Regions from separate parts of the Homo sapiens genome. Here region 2 is linked to region 1. A link is a loop called in an ENCODE intact Hi-C map of the cell type or tissue named here. Cell type or tissue: endothelial cell of umbilical vein. All regions are shown on one strand. Each heading gives the region's core, and the rest is flanking DNA. Links, peaks and the distances in the headings are about the cores only.

Region 1 (5,366 bases), core at 288-5,287:
TTGCTTTGGAGAAGGTCCCCATGCAGTGTGTAGGAGAGGCAGTCCTGCCTCTGGGTGGTGGCAGGGGCTACTGCTCTGCAGAGCAAGGGCCAGGACCATGCTCTGGTGGCTGAAGCTCGGGCCCCCGGGTCAGTGACCTCACGCGTCTGCCCTGATCTGGAGTTTCTTTGTCTCATTGTTCCTGTGGAGAAGTGGGTTGGAAGCTCCAGCTCTGAATTTGGGATGCTGTTTGCAGTGTTCTTTCTTTCTTTTTTTTTTTTTGAGATGGAATTTAGCTCTTGTTGCCCAGGCTGGATTACAATGGCGTGATCTCAGCTCACCACAACCCTCTGTCTCCCGGGTTCAAGCAATTCTCCTGCCTCAGCCTCCTGAGTAGCTGGGACTACAGGCATGAGCCACCACGCCTGGCTAGTTTTGTATTTTTAGTAGAGACAGGGTTTCACCATGTTGGTCAGGCTGGTCTCGAACTCCCGACCTCAGGTGATCCTCTCACATCAGGCTCCCAAAGTGCTGGGATTACAGGTGTGAGCCACCACGCCCGGCCCTGCAGTGTTATTTCTATGAGAAATGTGTTCTGCGGTCCAACCAGAGAGCAGCTCATGGTCCTGTTTCCATAAGGACAGGAGTGTCCCTGATCCCTTGGCCCCTGCAGGCCACAGTGTCCCACTGGAAAAATACACCCCAGTTCCTGACCACGGACTTGCAGAAAACCTGCGCCCAAGCGGGCTGTGGAGGAGCAGCCCTTCTTCCTGCCTTCCTTCCTGGGGTGCCCCCCGGTCTCACAGGGGGCCCTCCACCATAACCTGTGTCCACCTGCCCTGCACCCACCTGTGCACAGGTGGAGGTAGATGGGAGCTTCAGCCTTGAGCCTCAAGGATGGACGGGCTGGCTCTGCCCAGGGACCTCTTCCTCCCCAGGCCTGCTCCCACCAGCTCCCTGGGGGTAGCAGCAGGGCTCTGTTCACATCCTCATCCGTGGGCCAGGTCTGCAGGGCACCGACATCAGATCCTGATGGCTGGGGAGCTGCTGACCCTTGCCTGGACACAGGCTTGCTGGCTGCAGGCAGTTGGACTGGAATTTAGGGACAGAAACCCACTGTTGCCTGCTTGTTGTTACATACAACCAGGGCGCGGAATTCAGAGATCATCCAGTGCAGAAAGGGTTCAAAGTATTTTGTTTCTTTAGCAGAAATTTGCTTTCTCACCAAATGATGCCCAGTCAAGCCATGCTGCTGGAGTGGTCGCTGAAGGAGCTTGTATCTCTGTGTGGTGTGGCAGGAGGGCACCCAGGGCCCATCCCTAGCTGCTTTCTCAGCATGGACTCTGCAGCAGGCAGAGGTCTTGCCCTGGGGCTCCCAGCAAGTGTTGTCAGGGCCATACCCAGTACCCTGAAAGGAGGCAGCCGTATGCTGCTGGGGCCTTGGCCCCGGTGCCCTGTCCCCATGCTGCAGTGGAGGCCCCTGAACCTCATAACAAAGGCTCCAGGAGCTGGTGGCATCCCCAGAGCCCATGGCATCAGCAGAACCAGAGGAGCCACGGCTGGGTGTGGTGGCTCACACCTGTAACCCCAGCACTTTGGGAGGCTGAGGTGGGCGGATCACTTGAGGTCAGGAATTTGAGATCAGCCTGGGCAACACAGCAAAACCTCGTCTCTACTAAAAATACAAAAATTAGCCTTGCAGGGTGGCACGTGCCTGTAATCCCAGCTACTTGGGAGGCTGAGGTAGGAGAATTGCTCAAACCTGGGAGGCGGAGGTTGCAGTGAGCCGAGATTGCCCCACTGCACTCCAACCCGGGAAACAGAGTGAGACTCCACCTCAAAAAAAAAAAAAAAAAGAAGAAGAAGAAGAAGAACCAGAGGAGCTGGGATCATGGGTGGGGTTCCTGCTGGCCATGGAGGAAGGCACTGCTGTTCTGAGCCATGCAGGAGAGAGAGAGACAGAGAGACGGGGTGAGGGAGGGGCCCTTGGCTCTCGGCAGCAGTGGGTCCCAAGCCTGCCTTTGGATTCCTGGGGCAGCTTCAGTGGCGCCAGCTTTTTGGGGATCCTTGAGCCACTTTCTCTCCCAGACCTGTGTTTGCTCATCTGAGAAGTGGGCACTCATTCACTCAGTGTTTAACTGACCACCTACTATGTATGTGGCCCTGGGGATGCAGGGCTGGCAGGCCAGTCTCACCCTTGTTCCTGCCTGACCACCACCTTGCCCAGCCCGCAGGACCCACATGCACAGAGAGGCCCCTGGAGGATAGGGGAGGTGAAGAGAGCTCGTGGCAGGGCACTGCCTGTGAGGAAAGTGGTGGCCCCATTCTCAGGGAGGCGCCAGGAAGATGGGGTTTACTTAGTCTCCATCCTCCTGGCCTCCTGTCTGCAGCCCTCCCTGACTACCCACAGGTGGCCTGGTGCTTGCCCTGAGCTCTCTCAGTCCCTGGGCTGCCCACCTTTGCTGATAGGGTGTCATGACCCACCCTTGTGGATCCTGGCCCCCACCCCTGTGGGACTGTCATCTTCTCCAGGACAGGGCTGCAGGGTCTGAGTGGCCACATTGGTGTCTCCAGTGCTCAGCATGGTTGAACTGGGTGGATGTGTCTTGGGGAGCCTGTGGCTGATCCCTGTCCAGTCTCCACGGCCAAGAGGGGAGGCTGTTCTTGCTCAGAATAAGGAAGGCCCACTTAACCAAGGGAGGGCTTCAGCAGGTAGTGAGGGTACCATCTTTGGAGATAATCAAGAGATGGCTGGGTGACTATGTTTGGGAATCTTGAAGAAAGAGTTCACAGCCTTGAATGAGATGCTGTCCTAAGCCTCATGGACTCTGGCTCGTGAGATTCTGTGATTCTGGCATTTAAATCTTGTCAGGGAAATCAAGTTGTACAGAAACCCCCACCTCTGCGCAAAGCAGGGACTCTTCCTGTTGGTGAAAAGCAGGAGAGAGGAATGCTCTTCTCTGGAATAGCATAAGGTGACGTGGCTTTGGGGTTTGGGTGGGAGGGTAGGGAGCCTCCCTGGATTCCTACTCCCCGCGGTCCCACCCCCCCCCCCACCCATGGCCTCTATTTAACTCCAAAATAGGTTTAATTAAAAATGTGCCAGCATGTTCACAGACTCAATTACTGTATTGCTGTTCGTATTTTCTTTCTCATGTTGGCTTTAAAATTTCATCAACACAGCTGCTTCCTCCACGATGATTCATCTCAAGACTCCGTGTGCATTCTTATTTTTCCTGTGGATTCTCTGTGCCCAGCCGGGCTGGGCTGGGGGCGGCTGTAATTGACGCTGGGGCCTCTCGTTAACTCCCCTGCTGGGCTGATAAATGAAGACTCCATTGTGCGCCAAAAAAGCCAGCTTTACAAAAGAGCAGGGAGCTCTCCTGATATTCTCTCTCCCTAGACCAGAGGGCCAGCTTGGGGAGCGAGGCTGGGGTCTGGGCTGGTGACTGAAGGGCCCCCAGCCCACCCTCCTCCTCTCCCCTCTTCCCCCACGCTGTGCCCACCTCTCCCCTGGCCTGCCACGTACCAAAGGGCTGCTGAAAGAGACCCAGAATTCACACTAGGCACAGATGGGGAAACTGAGGTCTGGATGAAGGTGGATTTCCTGACATGGATGTTGTATTCGTCTGGTAGGGCTGCCATAACAGAGTTGCACAGACTGGGGGACTTAAACCACAGAAATTTATTTCCTTACAGTCCTGGAGGTTGGAAGTCTGAGATCAAGGCATCAGCAGGGCTGGCTCCTTCTGAGGCCTCTCTCCTCAGCTTGTAGACAGGCTCTTCTCCCTGTAAACTCCAATAGCCCCCGCCCCAGCGCTCACCTGCTGTGTGGCTTCAGGTGAAATCCTCTCTCTCCCAGAGTCTCAGTGTCCTCACCTGGGAGGTGATGCCCAGCGCAGTGTGATGTGGCCCCTGGGAAGCACCCCAGGCGGTCCCAAGGGCCTGGGATCTTTCGAGGTCTGGCTGACCATGTGCCCTCTGCTGTCCCTTGGGCCTGGCCCATCCCCAAGGAACCGCTGCTCTTTGTCCTTTGAGTTCTGAGCCCTTCAAGGGGCGGGGAAGAGGGGATCGATCTGCTGCTGTCTGAATCCATGGCCAACGCTTCAGTTCTGTGTCCCTAGGAGGATGGGCTGTCCTGAGCCCGGGTTCCTCCGGAGATGCTGGCGTCGCGGTGGTCCACGTGGGCATCTCTGTTGGTCAGCGTTTCCATGCCTTGGTAGCAGGCTCCAAGCCCTTCCCTGCCCTGTGTGTTTGGCATCTTGGGTTGGCCGCCATACCGTATCACCTCTGTCATAGGCAGTGTAGTCTTTGGGTCTCTGGAGGACTTTAAACGCTTCCTTAGTTGAACCTCAGAGTCAGTTTGGCCTCTCCCTTGCCCAGGGAGGAAACCCCCTCTTTCCAGCCTTCCAGCCAATGAACAGATGGTCAGTCTCGCAATGTGGGCAGAATGGAGACAGGAAATTCCACCTCCGTGCCCTAGCACCAGCAGTGTAAGGAGTGTCCACCGTGAGCCAGATGCTGGGGGAGAGTCACCAGGGCTGACAGGCCAAGTGCAGGATGCCAGTGCCAGAGGGCCTGGTTCAAGTCTCACTAGTGCCACCTGCCAGCAGAGTGGCACTGAACAGGTCGCTTAACCTCTCTGCACCTCAGTTTCCCCCTCTGCAAAATGGGGACACTAATGGTGTCTGACACATACATTGTTCAGAGGATGAAAAGGCAAATTGTGGGAAGGACTGGGAGTCGGGCGGTTGGCGGTAAGGGTGGCGGGTTAACCACCGTGATCTTTCCTGTCCATTGTGGGCCAGCCATAGCCTCCGCCAGCCTCCGCCTGATGCCAGTTTATGTGCAAACAAACAGAGGCCCAGAAAGTTGAGGAGCTGCTCTGGCTTACTCAGCCAAGGTAGGATTTGGTTTTGCAAATCCGCACCCCTCAGCTGGGCGCAGTGGCTCACGCCTGTAATCCCGGCACTTTGGGAGGCCAAGGCTGGCAGGTCACCTGAGATCAGAAGTTCAAGACCAGCCTGGCCAACATGGTGAAACCTCGTCTCTACTAAAAAATACAAAAATTAGCTGGGCATGGTGGCCGGCACCTGTAATCCCAGCTGCTTGGGAGGCTGAGGCAGGAGAATTGCTTGAAACCTGGAGGCAGAGGTTGCAGCAAGCCGAGATTGCAGCACTGCACTCCAGCCTGGGTGACAGAGTGAAACTTCATCTCAAAAACAAAATAAAACAAAACAAAAAAACAAAAGAAACAAAACACACACACACACACACAAAACTGCACACCTCAAAGCTCCCACAGGCCTGTCCCTCACTTACCTCACTGGAACAAGTAATGGGCCTGCAGAGGGACCTGGGAAGGGAGGGATGGTCTGCGTGGTGGA
Region 2 (5,366 bases), core at 257-5,256, 220 kb before region 1:
TGTCTGAGAGTGTGTTTATGTGTGTAGGACTGTGGGTGTGTGTCATCATTTCCAGACCTTGCCTTGGGGGAATCTAGGGACAAGGACTTGGAATTTCGAGTGTCCTCCTGGGTACATAAGAAGGGAAATGCTTCTCTGGGGGCTATGCTGCTGGTGCTGTCTCGAGGCAAAGAACTGGGAGCTCTCAGTGTGTTTGAACCAAGAAAGCCAGCTGATGGCATATTAAACATCAGCCCTGCGCGGTGGGGCGATTAACGGTGTCTCTGGAGTAACGGCATCTGGGGCGCTGTGATGGATGCCTCCAGCAAGGGCTGGCAAAACGGCCTTGGGTTTGCCTCCTCTTATCTTCTGATGCTCAGACTCGCTGAGAATGAACATTCCCTCCTGCTGCCACGTGCCCGTAAAACGGATGTGAGGTCCTGTCACTCCTCTGCCCAAAACCCTCCCTGGCTCCCTTCTCACCCAGGGTCAATACCAATATCCTTTTCAGACTGCAGATAGACCCCTGTGGGTCTTCCCAACCCCTCCTGTCTAAGCTCGTCTTCCGCCCCGGTTCTGGGGTTCACTCTGCCCAAACTGACCTTGCTGCTCTTCCTTGAAAAGACCAGACACTCTCAACTCAGGGCCTTTGCACCAGCTGCCTCTTCTGCCAGGAACACCCTTTTCTCAGAAGCTCCATGGCCCGGTCTTTCACATCCCTGAGGTCCTTCTCGAGTATCCAGGCCTCTCTCCATAGCCCTGTTCTGACACCCCGTCCCTGATTCACGATACCCCATCCTTAGCACCCTCCTTACCATCACACACACTATGGGCTTTGTATTTATCTTGTCCGTTTTCTGCATGACACCTCCCCTGCTCCAAGAGTCTGCCCCCAAGGACGGGAATCATACTGTCATCTTTGTCTGCAGCTGATCAGTAAATGTTAGTCGAATGGCTGATTGACCATTCAGCAGCTGCTGCTGCCTCTGCTTCCGTGCTGGGTCACCCAGGACCCTCCATGCAGTGGCCCCTTGTTACCTCCCACTTGTGCCTCAAGACCTGACTCAGGGCTACTCCTCCAGGAAGGCTGCCCTGCCCACCCCCCTGTGGTTCTCAGGTCACAGTACATGGCACACGGGGCTCTCATTGTCCGTCTGCTTGTCCATCTGCTGTGAGCTCCTGGAGGCAGGTGAGGGGCAGACTGTCCTCTGTACCCCAGGACCCAGCAGTGGCCTGGCTAGCAGTAGGTGCTTGGGATGTGATGGGTGGCTAAGGGAATGATTGCTTGGGTAGTTTCTTTTAATTTTCTTTTTTAAGAAAAGAGGCTATTACTACACTGGAAGGTCTTTAAAAACATTTGCTCCAGCCAGTTCATTTCACAGGGGGGGAAACCGAGGCCTGGAGGTGGAAGGCGAGGGAGCTAATGCCTGTGGAGCATCGTCTCTGAGCCAGGCTCTGGCTTCTGAGCAGGGAGACCTCTCCCCCAGGCCACCCCAGCCTTCCATGGATGCTTCCTTCAAGGGCAGAGGTCGAAGCCCTGAACTGAGGGGCGATCGGGTTAGACTCGGGGTGGTGGAGGTGACTATGAACAAAATCAAGCTGGACTCCACCTAGAACCCATCCTGCCTTCCTCCCTCCTTCACAGCTTTCTCCTGAGTGACTGTCTTAGGAGGCCACATCCATGGAATAGAAGCTCTGCTTTTCAGGGGACTCGACCTAAAATGAAAGCCCACCCTGATCCCCCCACTGTGCCCTTGAATACGGGTGATAGTTCATGTGTAGCAAGCACCCTATAAGGTGTCATCAGCTTTGTTTTGCACACAAGGATACAAAGGCCCAGAGAGGTTATCTGACTTGCAAAGATCACACAGCACTTGGTGGCGAGCTTGAATGCCAAAGCAATCTGTCTGATTCCTCAGTCATGCTCCCCTCCCTGACTTTCTACTGTGGCCCCAGCTGGGTGAGGACATAGCAGCAGGGCCCAGAAACAGCCTGGGACCCCCACCTGCCCCCATGTGCTGCCAGCACCTCTCCCTGGAGCCTGGAGTCCTCATCGCATCTGACCTGCTTTTCCCAGACTGCAGACTCAACTGAACATCCGGGGGCCACCAGGGGAGCCTCTCCGCTCTTCTCCCACGGGATTCCAGCATGGAACGTGAATTGTTCCCTCCGGGGCAACCTAGTGAGCCTGCTGTTAGAGATGGATTTGTTTTCCACCCGTGACAGGCTGGTGGTACTCCCTTACCTCCCGCCTGGCTCCAGGCTCAGGTGACGGCCACACAATCGGCCTGACCATCGGCACCTCCACCAGAAGTTCCCTGATAAGGGGCAGAAAGAGCCAACCTCGCGGGAGGACACTCCTGGCTGCCTTCCAGAGCTCTCCACTGACAGACACAAGCTTGGCAAAGCCGGTCACAGCAAGTCCAAGGAGCACGATGTCACCCCATCGGGGAGCAGCCAAGGGGCAGAGGCCCAATAATTCCCCATGAGAAAAATTAGAAGCCCATGTGATGGGCTGAGCCTGTCTGCATTGAACGTGTGCCATCTGCATTTCACTGGGGCTGTGTAGACATGTCGGGGTCACTCGGCCTGCCGCAGAACAGCAGAGCATCAGAGCTCCAGCAGAAATCACCCAGGGCTGGGCTGGTAAGTCAGCTCCCTCGCTACTGATGTTTGTCCCTGTCTACATGGGTTTGGGGCTCACAGAAACCTCCAGGCTTCCAGCTTTCTCCATGTCCCTCCCTCATACCAGCTTTCAGAGGAAGGACCCTAACCCCAGCCTGCAGCTTCAAGCAGCAAATGTCCCAGGACCCTGACATTATCTCACTGAGCCCTCATCACAGTCTGTGAGGCAGGTGCTGTCATTGTCCCCATTTTACAGATATGAAAACCGAGACTTAAGGTGGCAAAGCCAAGAGGTGGTGCCCAATAAGCACGTGAAAAAATGCTCAGCACCATTGGACACTAGGGAAATGCAAATGAAAACCTCAGTGAGATACCACTTCACACCACTAGGATGGCTGGGGGGGCGAGAAGACAGTAACAGGTGCCGGTGAAGATGTGAGGAGTCAGAGCCAGCATGCCCCGCAGGTGGGAAGGGAAAATGGCGCAGCCACCGCTGGAAACAGCCTGGCGGTTCCTCAAAATGCTCAACATAGAGTCACCGTATGATCCGGCGATCCCGCTTCCCGGTGTGCACCCAGGGGAAATGAAAACAGATGTTCACACAGAAACTGGTACACGAGTGTTCATAGCAGCGTTACTCATCATGGCCAAAGCGTGGAAATAACCCAAATGCCCGTCCACTGGTGAACAGACGAGTGAAACATGGTATATCCATATGCTGGGGTATTAATCGGCAATAGGAATGAATGAAGATGGATACAGGCTCCAACACGAATGAACCCAAAAATGTTTCCTAAGCGAGAGAATCCAGGCACAAAAGGCCACGTGTTACAGGATTCCACTCATATGAAAAATGCAGAATACGCAAATCTACAGAAACAAAGTGGACGAGTGTTTGCCAAGGGCTGTGGGGAGGAAGCTAGAAGGGGTCGCTACTAATGGGTATTGGATTTTTCCGTGGACGACGGAAGTGTTCTAAATTTGATTGTGGTGATGGTTGCACAACTCTGAATATACTAACAACCACTGGATATATACTTTTAAATGTGTGATTTATTTATTTTTAGTTTCTTTCTTTTTTTTGAGACAGGGTCTCGCTCTGTTGCCCAGGCTGGAGTGCAGTGGAGCGATCATGACTCACTACAGCCTTGAACTTGTTGCACAGGCTGGTCTTGAACTCCTGGACTCAAGGGATCCTCCTGCCTTGGCCTCCCAAAGTGCTGGGATTGCAGGTGTGAGTCACTGCGCTGGGTCTAAATGTGTGAATTATATAATACATCTCAACAAAGGTGTCACTGAGACAAAAAAAAAAAGATAACAAAGCCAGGATTGGAACCCAGGACACTTTCTATAAAGCTGCAGCCTTGAGCATCGCTGGCCCCTCCCTTTTCCTCCCAGAAACCGGGGAGAAACGTGAGTACCACTCACCCCACATATTCCCGCAGCCTCGGGGCAAGCTCCGGATCCCAGGACCCCACATGCTCTGAGTGGGCAGGCCTGGGGCTGCGGGCAGGGGCTGTCCTGGGGCTGCGGGCAGGGGCTTTCCCAGAGCAGCGATGCCATCCCTGTGACAGGCTCTTAGCTAGGGTCACCTGACAGACCCTGCAGGGCCCCGGGAATCCTGGCTGCAGCCACACCTCCTGCCCGGGCATCCCGGGCGAATTCCGCCTTGGCAGTGAGTGGGGCTCCTCCCAGGCACCCAGGCACGCATGATCTCATGGATGTCACAGCTGTCGGCCCTAAGGGAACCTCTTTAGGGCACCTCATCCCTGGTTTTCGGTCATTGCCAAGTCTTTACCCTCTCTCAACCAGCTCAGTGTTTCAAGATGGAAAGAAAAGGAAGAAAGTCCAGGAGGGGGTGGCTTTCCAAGTGTCTAAGGTGAGATGAGGCCCCTTCCCGTGCATTGCTGACCCTGCAGCGGGACCCCTGGGGCAGCACCAAGTCCCCGTGTGGCCAGGGGTGGGCTTGGTGGCTTCCACTCAGGCCTCCCAGTGACTGGCAGGTGTCCTTACTCCGAGCCCCTGCAGAGAGTAGATAAGAAGCGGGCCCAAGCCTGACCCTGAAGCTCACCCTGCTCGCCCCATGAATTCCTAAGGCGCAGCCCAGCCCTGGTGCAGTGCAGACCTGGGTTTGGTGAATGAGACATGAATAGACACAGAAAGGATGTTCCTTGGGTCTCTGACAGCCCCTCACCCATAGGACATCCACCCTTCTCCACTGTCTACCCAACATGCCACCCCCCAACTGGGCAACCGAGGTGGCCCCAAACCCACTTTAGGATAGAGTTTCTCCTTCCCCCTCAGACCCCTGCCCCCCATCAGGCCAGACAGCTGCCATTCCCCAAATGTGCCCTGTACATCTGGAGCCGATCTGTGCCACCCCGGGCCTGCCTTTCTCCTGGGCCAGAGGCTGGTCCCTTGGTCCAGGCCTGGAAGAATGCGCAGTGCCCTCCTCGCCATTTCTATACATTTCCAGGGGAGTTCGGAGCTCATGATTTTTTTTCCAGAGGTGGTGACTGTTTTTCTTTTCTTCCTTTTTTTTTTTTTTTTTTTGAGACGGGGTCTAGCTCTGCCACCAAGGCTGGAGTGCAGTGGCGCTATCTCGGCTCACTGCAAGCTCCACCTCCTGGGTTCACGCCATTCTCCTCCCTCAGCCTTCTGAGTAGCTGGGACTACAGGTGCCCGGGTGGTGGTTGTTTTTCTACCTCCTTAGTCATGCTTATCCTGGGTATCTGGCCTTGTGAGATGGGGCACAGCGCCCG

Evidence for each region. Hi-C counts contacts between places; a loop is a spot of excess contacts. Peaks named below come from ENCODE experiments on the same cell type or tissue, not always from the same donor. Only the 100,000 strongest peaks of a DNase experiment are listed, where the experiment ranks them.
Region 2: a loop joins it to region 1, with 2.2 times the contacts of the local background. A loop is called at or near these places in 1 of 110 quality-filtered maps.

What each region holds. Positions count from the first base shown.
Region 1 is chr14:99,529,252-99,534,617 of GRCh38, reverse strand. The region is part of intron 2 of CCDC85C (coiled-coil domain containing 85C); the gene reads left to right. Among named protein-coding and RNA genes, the nearest start is that of CCNK, 51 kb to the right of the region's middle. RefSeq lists enhancers at 384-985, 2,922-3,442, 3,443-3,965, 4,488-5,010. In endothelial cell of umbilical vein, for the core only: no CTCF peak of the experiment used is centred there; DNase peaks (open chromatin) are centred at 3,197 and 4,417; H3K27ac peaks cover 2,023 bases.
Region 2 is chr14:99,746,979-99,752,344 of GRCh38, reverse strand. It overlaps a transcript of EML1 not described here. Among named protein-coding and RNA genes, the nearest start is that of EML1, 44 kb to the left of the region's middle. RefSeq lists enhancers at 1-174, 175-796, 2,288-2,820. In endothelial cell of umbilical vein, for the core only: a CTCF peak has its summit at 2,973; no DNase peak of the experiment used is centred there; H3K27ac peaks cover 719 bases.